3 separate regions of the Homo sapiens genome follow, and regions 2 and 3 are each linked to region 1. A link is a contact called in ENCODE Hi-C or POLR2A ChIA-PET data. All regions are on one chromosome and are shown on one strand. The core of a region is the stretch at or near the end of the contact, and the rest is flanking DNA. Distances in the headings are between cores, read along the strand shown. Region 1 holds the start of EXOC6 (exocyst complex component 6). Region 2 holds the start of SLC25A28 (solute carrier family 25 member 28). Region 3 holds the start of BMPR1A (bone morphogenetic protein receptor type 1A).

Evidence for each region. A loop is a pair of places that touch in the nucleus more often than their neighbours do. ChIA-PET counts read pairs that join two places held with the same protein, here RNA polymerase II (POLR2A). Pooled maps may share reads with other maps.
Region 2: a loop to region 1 is called in a map of naive thymus-derived CD4-positive, alpha-beta T cell, with 18 times the contacts of the local background. The contact joins the promoter of SLC25A28 here to the promoter of EXOC6 in region 1. A Hi-C loop is called at or near these places in 1 of 168 maps with a recorded cell type or tissue (naive thymus-derived CD4-positive, alpha-beta T cell) and 4 of 50 pooled maps. POLR2A ChIA-PET finds 5 or more read pairs at or near these places in 1 of 52 experiments (T-cell).
Region 3: a loop to region 1 is called in a map of CD4-positive, alpha-beta T cell, with 21 times the contacts of the local background. The contact joins the promoter of BMPR1A here to the promoter of EXOC6 in region 1. A Hi-C loop is called at or near these places in 3 of 168 maps with a recorded cell type or tissue (CD4-positive, alpha-beta T cell, CD8-positive, alpha-beta T cell and naive thymus-derived CD4-positive, alpha-beta T cell) and 6 of 50 pooled maps. POLR2A ChIA-PET finds 5 or more read pairs at or near these places in 1 of 52 experiments (T-cell).

What each region holds. Positions count from the first base shown.
Region 1 is chr10:92,846,662-92,850,329 of GRCh38, reverse strand. It overlaps EXOC6 (exocyst complex component 6), which reads right to left and starts at 1,810. Exons shown (of 22, transcript NM_019053.6): 1 at 1,696-1,810. The coding sequence starts at 1,796. RefSeq lists silencers at 1,364-1,703, 1,844-1,993.
Region 2 is chr10:99,618,413-99,622,080 of GRCh38, reverse strand. It overlaps SLC25A28 (solute carrier family 25 member 28), which reads left to right and starts at 1,642. Exons shown (of 4, transcript NM_031212.4): 1 at 1,642-2,036. The coding sequence starts at 1,746. SLC25A28-DT (SLC25A28 divergent transcript) reads right to left here and starts at 1,236. Exons shown (of 1, transcript NR_186534.1): 1 at 163-1,236. RefSeq lists enhancers at 86-667, 668-1,250, 1,834-2,416 and silencers at 902-1,061, 1,792-1,951.
Region 3 is chr10:86,754,688-86,758,355 of GRCh38, reverse strand. It overlaps BMPR1A (bone morphogenetic protein receptor type 1A), which reads right to left and starts at 1,737. Exons shown (of 13, transcript NM_004329.3): 1 at 1,437-1,737. RefSeq lists a silencer at 1,255-2,224.

The sequences.
Region 1 (3,668 bases), core at 561-3,060:
ACAACTGCCCAGCAAAAAAGAACAGAATAACACTATGAATACACATATTCTGTTCCTGAGTGTCCCAAAAATCTCTCAATATATTTCAAATTTTTCTTCTAAGTTAATTTCATCTTTTTTCAAGGACACTACCTAGCACATTTTCCTAAGATGAAGCACCTCCTTCATAACCAGTACTATTTTCACAAATAAACTACTCTAGTAACTTTATCACACACTGCACTCTCAGTTTCAAGATGCAGTGATGAAAACAAAGCTTCCTTTTAATCTTACTTCTTTCATTACCAAGTATACAGTTTATTAAAAGAAATAATAATGTTGGAAAATTAAGGAAATGCACTAATTATGCATTATCATATCATAGCAGAAACCTTATGTGACAAAAATTTATAACATGCCTACCACATGCTTGGTGTTAGGGATACAGTAGTGAACAAATAGGCAAGGTCCCTAATGTTCTGAGTTTCCTGGGCATCTGAATACTCTCCCCTCCCCATTCTACAAATAAGGAAACCGAGATCCAGAGAGGTTAAATAATTTTTTTCCATGACTGCACATTTCATCAGAGGCAGAATTAGGGCAAAACAAGAACCCAGGCCTCCTGACTCTTAAGGGCAAGGTGTATTTACATAACTTGAACTGGCTTCAATTTACACTATATTCACAGGTCCACAAACTGTACAGCGCTCTATTCTAGGAAGTGTATTCTGAAGAATACTAATGATAAAGCATAATCAGTCTCAAGTTCCCTAAGTGAATAATAACTTCATTTATCATTATTATCACTCCAAAAGATGAAACCTTATATGTAAAAGGAACTTATTCTTGAAGACAGTGCCTAACCTAACCCATGGCTCATTACGTTGCCTGGCTAATAATATTCTATTGGAACAGCAGGTACTCAGTTTGGCATGGAATATGCATTACCTAGTACTATTCTTAAAATGAATGGGGAGGAACTCGATTTAAACGGAAAAATTAATGCAATTTTAATGAAATGTTTGTAAATAAGTAAAAGCTGTTCTGCCTCCAAAGCAGCTTAGATCCCGCGAGCGCAGGGTCACCCTAGCGTGTTCCCAAGCAGCAAGCAGCTGCTCTCCTCCAGCCCACGCTCTCTTCTCCAGCCCACGCTCTCTTCTCGCCCACTGCGGCCGCGCGGGGGAGTAGGGGGAAAGCGGGCCGGCGTCTCCCGCTCAATTTCAATTCTCCCACGCCCGCGGCAGCCCGGCGCGCCAGGCTTTCCACCCGCGCGCGACCTGGCACCTCCGTCACGCCGGGTGCCTGCTGTCGACCCTAGCCTGGCATGCCCGCGGCCGAGCAGCCCTCAGCCCCACCACGAGCGAGACGGGGGCAGGCCCCAGAAGTGTCCTCGGGCCCGGGGGCCGCAGCCAGGAGGAGAACGCGGGGCCGCAGCGCGGGGCCCGGGGTTAGAGACCCTGCAGCAGCCACACCCACCGGCTGCGGGGTGACAGCTACAGCGGTGGAGGCAGGCCGCGCCGACAGGTGCAGCCGCCTTCTCGGTCCCGCCCGGGTACCGGCTAGAGTTCCGCCACCCGCGAGCGCCCCCGCCCGCCCCCGCGCGCACCACCTGTCGGGGAGCTTCGCGCGCGGCCGGCGGCGGACGCCCCGCCCGGCTCGTGAGGAGCGGCCGGCGTGGGGCGGGGGGCCGAAGTCCCGGTGGGATGAGATCTTTACCGGAGGGTGGGCCCCACACAGGCGGTGTCGGTGCTCTCGATCTCCTGCAAGATCCGCTCGTGCTCGGGGACGGTGCCCAGACTCTCGCTGTTCTCCGCCATTTTGGCTGGAAGCTGAGGAGCCAGCGAGGCGCGGCGCCGCGGGAACGACGGGGGCGAGCTCCAAGTGGCGCGAGCGCGAAGGGGCGGGGCGGGGGCGGGGCGCTCGGGCCGGCGGCGCGGGGGCGCGCGGAACGCCGGGCAGAAGGCGCGCGACCCGGTTCCCGCCCCCGCACCTGCAGGAGTGAGCGGGGGCTGTGAGCTGGGGCTACGGGCGGCGGCCGGGTACCCAGCTGGCCTCCTGCCCTCTCTCGCGACTAGTCCCTCCTGGGCGTCTTGTGCCTGGCCTTTGGGCTTTAACATATCTCCTTGTCTTCTGTGTGTGCCACACCCTGTGCCACACGCGGGGGTACCGTAGTAATCAGCAAGGTGGACACTCAGATCATCACCCTGAATCTGTAATAAGAGCCACGGGGACATTTAACAAGGGCCTGATGTACTCTGGGTCGTGGGGAGTCAGAGAAAGGAAAACATGCACTCACGAAAAGCAAAATTGCATGTGATAGTAAGATTTATTTTAGGAACGAATAAAGATCCCAGTTGACCATGAAGACCGCTCCAGGTGGATTCATGTCCCCGCCTGCAAGAAGTCCACAGCGGCCAGTCAACTTGGAAATAAATTATAAGCGACATAAAAAATTAAATGATGAGAAGTTAAGACACTTGATGGCAGAGATACCAAAAAAAAAAAAAAAAAAAAAGGCCCAGGGCGATGTGTAATTCATACCAAAGTCCGTGAACTCAGGTGCCCCCAGGTCAGAGTAGCTGGGTTGAGAAGGGGTGAGAGCTCTTGAAAGGGGGTTAGCAGCAGGGAGGTGGGAGAGAGAGGCAGGGAGGCTTGGACAAAGGTATCAGTGTAGAAAAAAGTCGTGCTTAATGACATGTTTGTGGGACACTGAGTAAACCAGTTTGTCATGATCAAAGCAGGGAGGAAGGAAGACTAAACAGGAACAGAATGGAAACCTAGCCTGAGGAACAACTACTTTCTGCTCTACATTAATCCAGGGCTTTGAAAAGCTTCCCTTTGAGTCAACCAAGCTCTTTATCCAGCTGTGTAACTCACTCACCCTTAGTGAGCTTTTACTTGAAACCTACCTCCAGCCTCCTCCCCACAAACATCCTGGGAGGTGGTATTGTGCAATAGTTAGAGCATGAGCTCTGAAGACCAGTGTCCGAAGACATTAATTCTTGGATTAATATCACTTGACAGCTGTGTGACATTGGGCAAGAACCTAGTTCTTTTATATGTCAGTTAAATGACTGTAAATGACAATGGCAGTGTCTGCCTCATATTGCTGTCCCATGGTGTATGAGTTTTCCATTGTTGCTTTAACAAATCACCACAAATTGAGTAGCTTAAAATGACTCAGACATATTATCTTACAGTTCTGTACGTTAGAAGTCTGTCACAGGTCTCACTGGGCTAAAAATCAAGGTGTCAGCATGTCTGTGTTCCTTGCTAGAGACTCTGCGGGAGAATTTGTTTCTTTGCCTTTTCCAGCTTCTAGAGGCCACCCACATACCTTGGCTTGTGGCCCCCTTCCTCCATCTTCAAAGCTAGCAGCATTACATCTCTCTGACCATTCTTCTGTGGTCACATCTTCCTCTGACTCTGACTTAGGCTGGAAAAGATGCTCAGTTTTTAAGGACCCATATGATTAGAGTGGACCCAACCATTTAATCCAGGATAATCTTCCATCTCAGGGTCCTTAACCTTAATCACATATGCAATACCCCCTTTGTCATGTAAAAATAACATATGCACAGGTTCCAGGGATTAGAATGTGAGCATCAGTGGGACCCACTGCCTACCAAACTTAGGAAGGGCCCTATAAAACATTGCTAATGCCCTCCTTCCTATTAATCTGGAATCTT
Region 2 (3,668 bases), core at 393-2,892, 6.8 Mb before region 1:
CTTCACAGTGTTGGGGTCACAGGCATGAGCCACTGCGCCGGCCAGGGAGAGGTTAACCAGGTTAATGGACCCCTAGGGTGTCCACATGGCACCTTCAGGGACTCTGAAACGCAGAAATGATATGCAAAATTTTGAGTGCACACAGGGGATGGGAGGTGGAAGTAGGAGAAGAGAATTCGTAGTTTTATTATTTTCCAAACGGTCGCGACCTAAAGGTTAATAACAACTGCTGAAGAGAGTAGAAAAAGTTTTTAAAAAGGAAGCCCAGAGAAGAGCTAAACTTTAGAAAGAAAAAAGGAAAACATCTTTCCTATCCAAGGAAAACCTATGAACAGATGGAGAAGTCCACAGTTGCATCATCTGGGTAAAACAGAGAAGACAGAGCTGGAAACCGCGGGCAGCTTGTGCCAACACGCTCGGGGAAGGCAAATGGAAGAAGACGCCCGTGCTCCCTAGAGCAGGAGGTCCTAAGGCCGGGAATCGCTGGCCTTGCCTCTCAGGACCCGGGCTGACCCGAGGGAGGGAGAAGCCCTCATCGCCAGGCGGGGGACCCATCAGCGCGCCGGCTCAGGGACAAAATACTGATGCTTCAGACTCGGCCAGGCCGTGCGTCCGAGCTTCCCCACAGCCGCCGCACTTCCCTGCTGCCTTTGGGATGCGGCCTCCAGCCCCGCCTCGCCACCGGCCGTCATCTGTGAATCATCCCGCCCATTTCGACATCTTCCTCCCCCGCCTTCGGCTCTTGGCCTGGCGCAGAGCCCAGTGACAGCCGGGGCCCGGGGAACCTCATTCATTCAACACTTGTTGGGTTTACTCTGCGAATGTGGATGCGAGGCTCAGTGCCGGGCGCTGGGGCCTGAGGAGCACCGAGTCCGGCCAGAGGGCCCAATACTCCAGACCCGACCAGAGTCTAGCGGGCCGCCGCGGTCCCCCCTGGAGGTGAGGCGGTTCCCAGCCCGCATGTCGCAACGGCTTCCCGGACAGGCTGCGGGTCGCGCCAGCCAGGGATGACCGGCCCAGGCCGGCCCCGCCTCACGCCCGCGACGAGATCCCGCGGGAACACGGCTCTCCGGGGCCAGGGCCGCCCGCTCTCCAGCCACGCGTCTCAGAATTTGAGGAGCGCACGGGAGCGCGGGTCGTAACGGCGCCCGTCAGCAGTTTGACGTTGAAGGCCTGTCGCCGCCCCGCCCCCGACGCGATCCCGCGCACAGGGACCGCAGCTCTGCAGGCGCTAGTGAGGGGCCCGAAGTCGGCCCCTAGAGTCCCTGGGCGCGTCGCTCTTTCTGTAGCCAATCGGGGACCGACGTGGTGCGGGCCAATGGCCGCGGTCAAAGTATCAAGAGTGGTTGAGCCTATCAAAGTTCAGCCTTAAGTTTCTCCCGCCCTTCTAAAAGTCAGAGGCGGGTTGATCGCACATGTCGGCCAATCAGTGACCAATAAACAAGAAGCTTCTAAGATCAAAGGGGAAAAGGTGGGATGTAGGCGCTAGCAACGCCTCAGGGCGGAGGAATGACAGGCGACTTCGCTAATACTACCGGCTGATTTTTCGTACGTAAGGAAAGGGGTGGGTCTAACTTGGCGTCTCCACCAATGGTTGCTTGGGGGGCGTGTCCGCGGGGCCAAGCGGGAGCCGGAGGCCCCGGGCTCTCTGGGCCGCGCCTGAGGCGGACACTACGGGGCCGGGGGGCGGCGGCGGCAGTGGTGGCAGCGGCGGCGGGGGTGGGCGCCGCAGCTGGCCCGGGTGGATGGAGTTGGAGGGGCGGGGTGCTGGCGGTGTGGCGGGGGGGCCGGCGGCAGGGCCCGGGCGGAGCCCCGGGGAGTCGGCGCTGCTGGACGGGTGGCTGCAGCGGGGCGTGGGCCGGGGGGCCGGCGGCGGGGAGGCCGGGGCCTGCAGGCCCCCGGTACGACAAGATCCGGACTCCGGCCCGGACTACGAGGCGCTGCCGGCTGGAGCCACTGTCACCACGCACATGGTGGCAGGCGCCGTGGCAGGGATCCTGGAGCACTGCGTGATGTACCCCATCGACTGCGTCAAGGTGAGACCTGCACCCGGCTTCGAACCCGACCTGGGGCTGACCCGACCCCTGGGTCTTGTCCGGAGCCAGGATCCCGGCTGAGAGCCGGAGCCGACATGGGTTCCTTCCTGGCTCCTGCCACTACCACATGATTCGAACCGACACTCCATTCAAGCAAGGTCCCAGCTGGGAGTTGATCCCAGTCAGGAACCAGGACCTATTTCTAACCGTCAGTGAAATCTGAATCGGGACTCAGGATCGAAAATCTGTCAGCCAAAGCCCTGGACCCCACCTGGGACTAAACAGGAATAGGGTGGGATGGGGTATCCCGAAGCTCAGGTAAGTGCTACTAACTCGATTAAGGTGAAGCCAACTGGCGTGAACCAGACCCTGAAATGGATCTAACGGCTTGAGATGTTTTCTGGGCTAGTGCTTTTACAAACTCCTTGCTGTATCTTCCCTTACTGACGGGGCAGGAACCCGAATCTGGGATCTCTCAGCTAGATAAAGGACTTACATGTTAAATCTTAACACATGAGTGATTGGAAATCATTGTGCAGTGAGAATGCAGAATTCCAGACTGGAAGTAATGTGGGAAAGATCGTATTCAGGAATAGGTTTCAGTTTCTCTGTGAAGCAAGCATGATACCCCACCTATTTCCTGAACATGAAAATTGAGCTGGGATTAGGACTGTATGTTCAGGGAGCACATCAGCCTCCAAACAAGAGAGATGAAACTGATAGCATATTTCTTTGGCCACCTGAAGTTGGCAAAAAGGGAGAAGTTGCCTAGAAAGGAAGTGTGACGGTATTAGAAAGTAGATGTAAGTATGAAGAAAATGGAAAGAGATCAACAAGAGGACACGATTCTTGTGAAAGTAAAACTAATTGCATTCACAACCAAGCAGGATGATTTATGTGTACTGAAGTCAGGTCCTTCTGAAGAAAGCTGGGTGAAGAAAGAAACAGATTATTGTTCTTTACAGTTCTTATTCTTGTACATTAGTAAAGGTGCCAGCCATTAAAGGTGAGGACTGAATTGAGGGAGAGGTAAACTAGAGGGGACTGTTGATATGACAAAGACCGATGCCTCCTTTACATGTGAAGGGTAATAGTCAAACAGTGACCTGGCAGCTTTTTGATGTATGTTTTCTCTTCAAATCAGGAAAGTGTTATGTATTCAAAAGGAGGAGAGAATCAACTTGGGAAAGGCAAAGTAGATCCCTTTTACTTCCCTTTGGTTCCAGTACTGTTTCATGTTTTTCATTAGAATGTGGATAAGGAAATGGGGGGAGCGCTCATTAAGCTTTGTGAATGACAGCAAACTGGCAGGAGTATTTTAACACAAGGTAACTCCTAACAAGGGCCATATCCATTGAAAACGGGGTAAATGCACTTGACTAAAATGGACATTAGAATGTTAAATGTCCTTGTCAATTGGGAGAAATAGAAATAAACTGTAAAATCCATGAGAGAGAAGTAACAACATTGAAATGTAAAACAAGTATAAATAAAAAAGATGCACACATTATATGTATAGACTCTAGGTTGAATGACTTGTGAGTTAATAATGCCGTATATCCAAAAGTTAATATAATCTAGCTGCAGAGTAACCTCCCTAGACTTAGACTGTGAGTAGAGTGCAGGGTTTAG
Region 3 (3,668 bases), core at 488-2,987, 6.1 Mb after region 1:
GACGGAAGGTTAAGAAGCCAGTAACAGAAGGAATTTAATGAAGGAGCTCCTGCTAAGTGCCTCAACCTCTTCTGTAAAGGGTGGGGAGAAGTGAAGAAAGTAGAAAAAGTTTAAAGTGGGCTCCACGGAAAATGGAGGAAAAATTAAACAAGAACTGAGTCTGGTTCTACTAAAAACGCATTCTACATTTCAATCGGCCTTTCATACACTCACCCCATTCCTAGATCAGAGAATTGCCCATATTTTAGCTTCAAATTTAAAAATCTAAATAATTCTGGTTCACATTCTTTATTTCAACAACTGAAAACAATGAGACGCATTAAGTTACACTCTAATTCAAAGTTTAACTCCTCTCACAAGTAAATACAATAAAGTAGTTGTTTTCAACTCCAGCAACAAAATAGCGATAATTTCAAGTAAGAGTAACTGAAAAATGTTCCTAAACGTAAAAGTGTTTGCAAACAGTTTTGGTTTTTTTTCTTCCTAATTCGTTTGCCAGAATACGATGTTCCTGGGTTCAAATCCCAGCTCCCTTAGACAAGTTAGTTAACCTCTTTGCGACTCGGTTTCTTCCCCTAAAACAATGAGGAATACAATAAACCAGAATCGTTGTAAGGATTAAATGACGTAACACAGGTGCCAAGTTCATACTATGTACTCTGAACAGTTTGTTAACCGCTTAAAAGAGAAAACCTGCAGGAGTTTGACCAAATTAAAACATCTGAGAGCATGAAAGAGTACCACGCTCAAACGCCAGACCCTAACACACAGCATATTATTTTTCTTCCCTGACGCAAGCTCATTTTTTTTTCCTTGCCAAATCTTTCCACTAGGAGTCTGGAAAGAGAAAAAAGGGTCCAGGCAATCCAGCAGAAAGTTTTCCAAAACTGAAGTACGGAATCACCAGGCCACGGAGCGGAGGCCGCGCAGGACAACAGGTGAAGCAGCTCCGGGAGCTCGGGGGCCAGGGCCCCTTCCCGCGGGGACTCGGGGGCGGGCCGGCTGCTCCTCTCACTCGACCCCCGCCCGAAACTCATTTTGTTCTCCCCTGTTCCTCCCCACAGCGTCCGGAGCCAAATCACAAATATCAGCCTCGCCGCTCCGGGGCGGGGAGGTGAGCGCCTTTCCCATTTAAGGATTCCAGAAGCGTCCCCGGAGCGACTTTCGCCCACTCCGCATCCCCAAACTCGGCCTGCAACCCGCGAGTGGGAGACAAAAGAGGGGCCGGCGGGGGACGCGGCGCGGGGTGCCGTGGGTCTCTGGCTGGGCGGTCCCGGCCCAGCGCGCGCCGAGGCCTGCGGAGCTGCCGGGGCCGGGCCGGGCAGCCCCTGGCTCCGGCCACCGCGCGCCCAGCTGCCTCTGCAGCCTCGCCCGAGCCCCTCTGGCCTCCCCGCTGCGGCCAGCCCCTCCGGTCCGCACGCGCACTCCCAACTCACCCGGACCCCAGGGAACGCATCCTCCAGCCCTCGGCGCGGAGCGGGTGGGCGCGGCGAGCCGCCGGGGCGAAGTGGGGCCCGAATCGGCCTTCGCCCTTGGCGTGCAGCGGCCCCGACCCGGTCGCCCCTCGATCGGGCCGTGCGATCTTCGCCGCGCGCGGACGGACGCGCCGAGCCTAAGCCTTCCTGCCCGCCCTTGGCCCTCCTCCCTCCTCGCTCCTGCCTCCTCCCTTCTCCTTCGCCAAGCCCGGCAGGCGGATTCCAATCTCTGCAGCGGCCGCCGCCACCGCCGCCGACTCTTGCCAGGAGGGGAGGGGGCGGCGCGGGTGCGGGGGCCTGGGGGAGGGGCGGGCGTCCGCGGGCCTTGCACGGCGCGCGCGCACTGGGAAGGCCCCCGCCCGCGCCGCGCGCACCCGACCACGGGCGCCTGCCCCGCCCCGCCCCGGACACGAAAAGAGCCGAGCGCACGGCGGAAGCGCCCGAAGAGTTCGCGGAGCCCGGCGCCCAGTTGCCGGGGAGGAGGGCCAGCCGCCGGCAAGGGGGCGCCGAGCTGCTGGTGCGGGCGGGAGTCGGGGCTGCTCCTCCGCGCGGGCCCGCCGGCCCCTCCCCACAAGCCAGCCCCACAGCTGCCGCCCGGGTAGCTTCCCGCAGACGCCGTAGGTAGCACGCGATGGAACGCGGCGGAGGGGAGCGTGGACACGGCTGCCGGGCGCTGCGGCCATCGGCGCCCTGGACGCCCGCTCCGGCCTTCGGGGCCGGATATCCCCACTCTCGCGGGCTCTTTCGCGTGGACCCCTCCTCCGGCCGACACTCACACTGCGGTGAACGCCAGTCAGCTGGCGTGAAATAAGGTCGCTGGGAAGGCACCAAGTCACCAAGGTGGGGGATGGCCAGGTCGTGGTAGTTGCGACAAAGAAAAATATAAGTCACATTGCATTTGTTTCTCGCCCACCCACCGCTCCCGGCGTCTCTTCCCGGGCTCCTTGCCAGCGTGCCGAGGCGCAGGCAGGGTGATGGAGGCTCCCCGGCCGGGAGGATCTGCCGGGGAGAGCGGCTTCCCTCATCGATTCGGGAGCGCCAGGCCCGGCGCGCCCGGGCTCCTGTGACCTGCGAGCCCGCGAATTCCAGCGGCATAAGATAAGGAGCGGCGAGGGCCCAACAGGACTGAGGTCAGCCAGCTATAAATACGCCTCCAGCTCCACCGCGGGCTCACGCTGGTGACCTCGTGTACCCTCCGGAGGCTCATTCCGTCCATTTGGAAAATGCAAATAATTGTCACCACCTCTTTTCTTCCATTTCCCCTCATTCATGGTGGAAAATGCTTTTAAAAGTATTCGATGACCCGTATGTGAGGAAAGAGGAGATAGGCCCCTTTTTCACCAAATGTGACTTTAACCTCCTTAGTAATCCAAGAAATGTATCAAGTTTAAGTCACTTAACAAAAGATGTTCTTTTAAAGGTGCATTTTAAAAAATCACTTTTAAAACTGGGTAAACTGGGTAAAAAGAAAGGGGGAAGGAAAACAATGTGCCAGGCATTTGTATTGACACACATTCTTGCCTGAAGAGGTGTTTAGATTCCAGGGTATTCCCTTATATTCTGGTATAAATGTTTGAATTCCCGTGTATTTTGTTTCAATTTTTTGGTTTATCTTTTATTCTGTCTCCCTTTTCTTCTTTTACCCGCCTTTGCCCTTAATGCTGCAGATAGCCTCTGTCATTCTGAATTATTTTTCAATTCTGTTTTCTTCCCTAATCTTTTTTTCTGGGCTCTTCAGCTGTCTCAGGTTTGACAGTCATGGGTTGTAGTATCTTGCTATGCAGGAAGAAGAGGATACGTGAGATTACTTGCATCAACTAAAATTGGTCACTTTTCTTTCTCAAGTTTCCTTCATAATACCCAGTTTTAGTTTTTTTGTTTTTTGGGGTTTTTTTGTTCTTTTTTTTTTGAGACGGAGTCTCGCTCTGTCGCCCAGGCTGAAGTGCAGTGGCGCCATCTCGGCTCACTGCAAGCTCCGCCTCCTGGGTTCACGCCATTCTCCTGCCTCAGCCTCCTGAGCAGCTGGGACTACAGGCGCCCGCCACCACGCCCGGCTAACTTTTTGTATTTTTAGTACAGACGGGGTGTCACCGTGTTAATAGGTGTTCTCGATCTCCTGACCTCGTGATCCTCCCGCCTCGGCCTCCCAAAGTGCTGGGATTACAAGCGTGAGCCACTGCGCCCAGCCCCAGC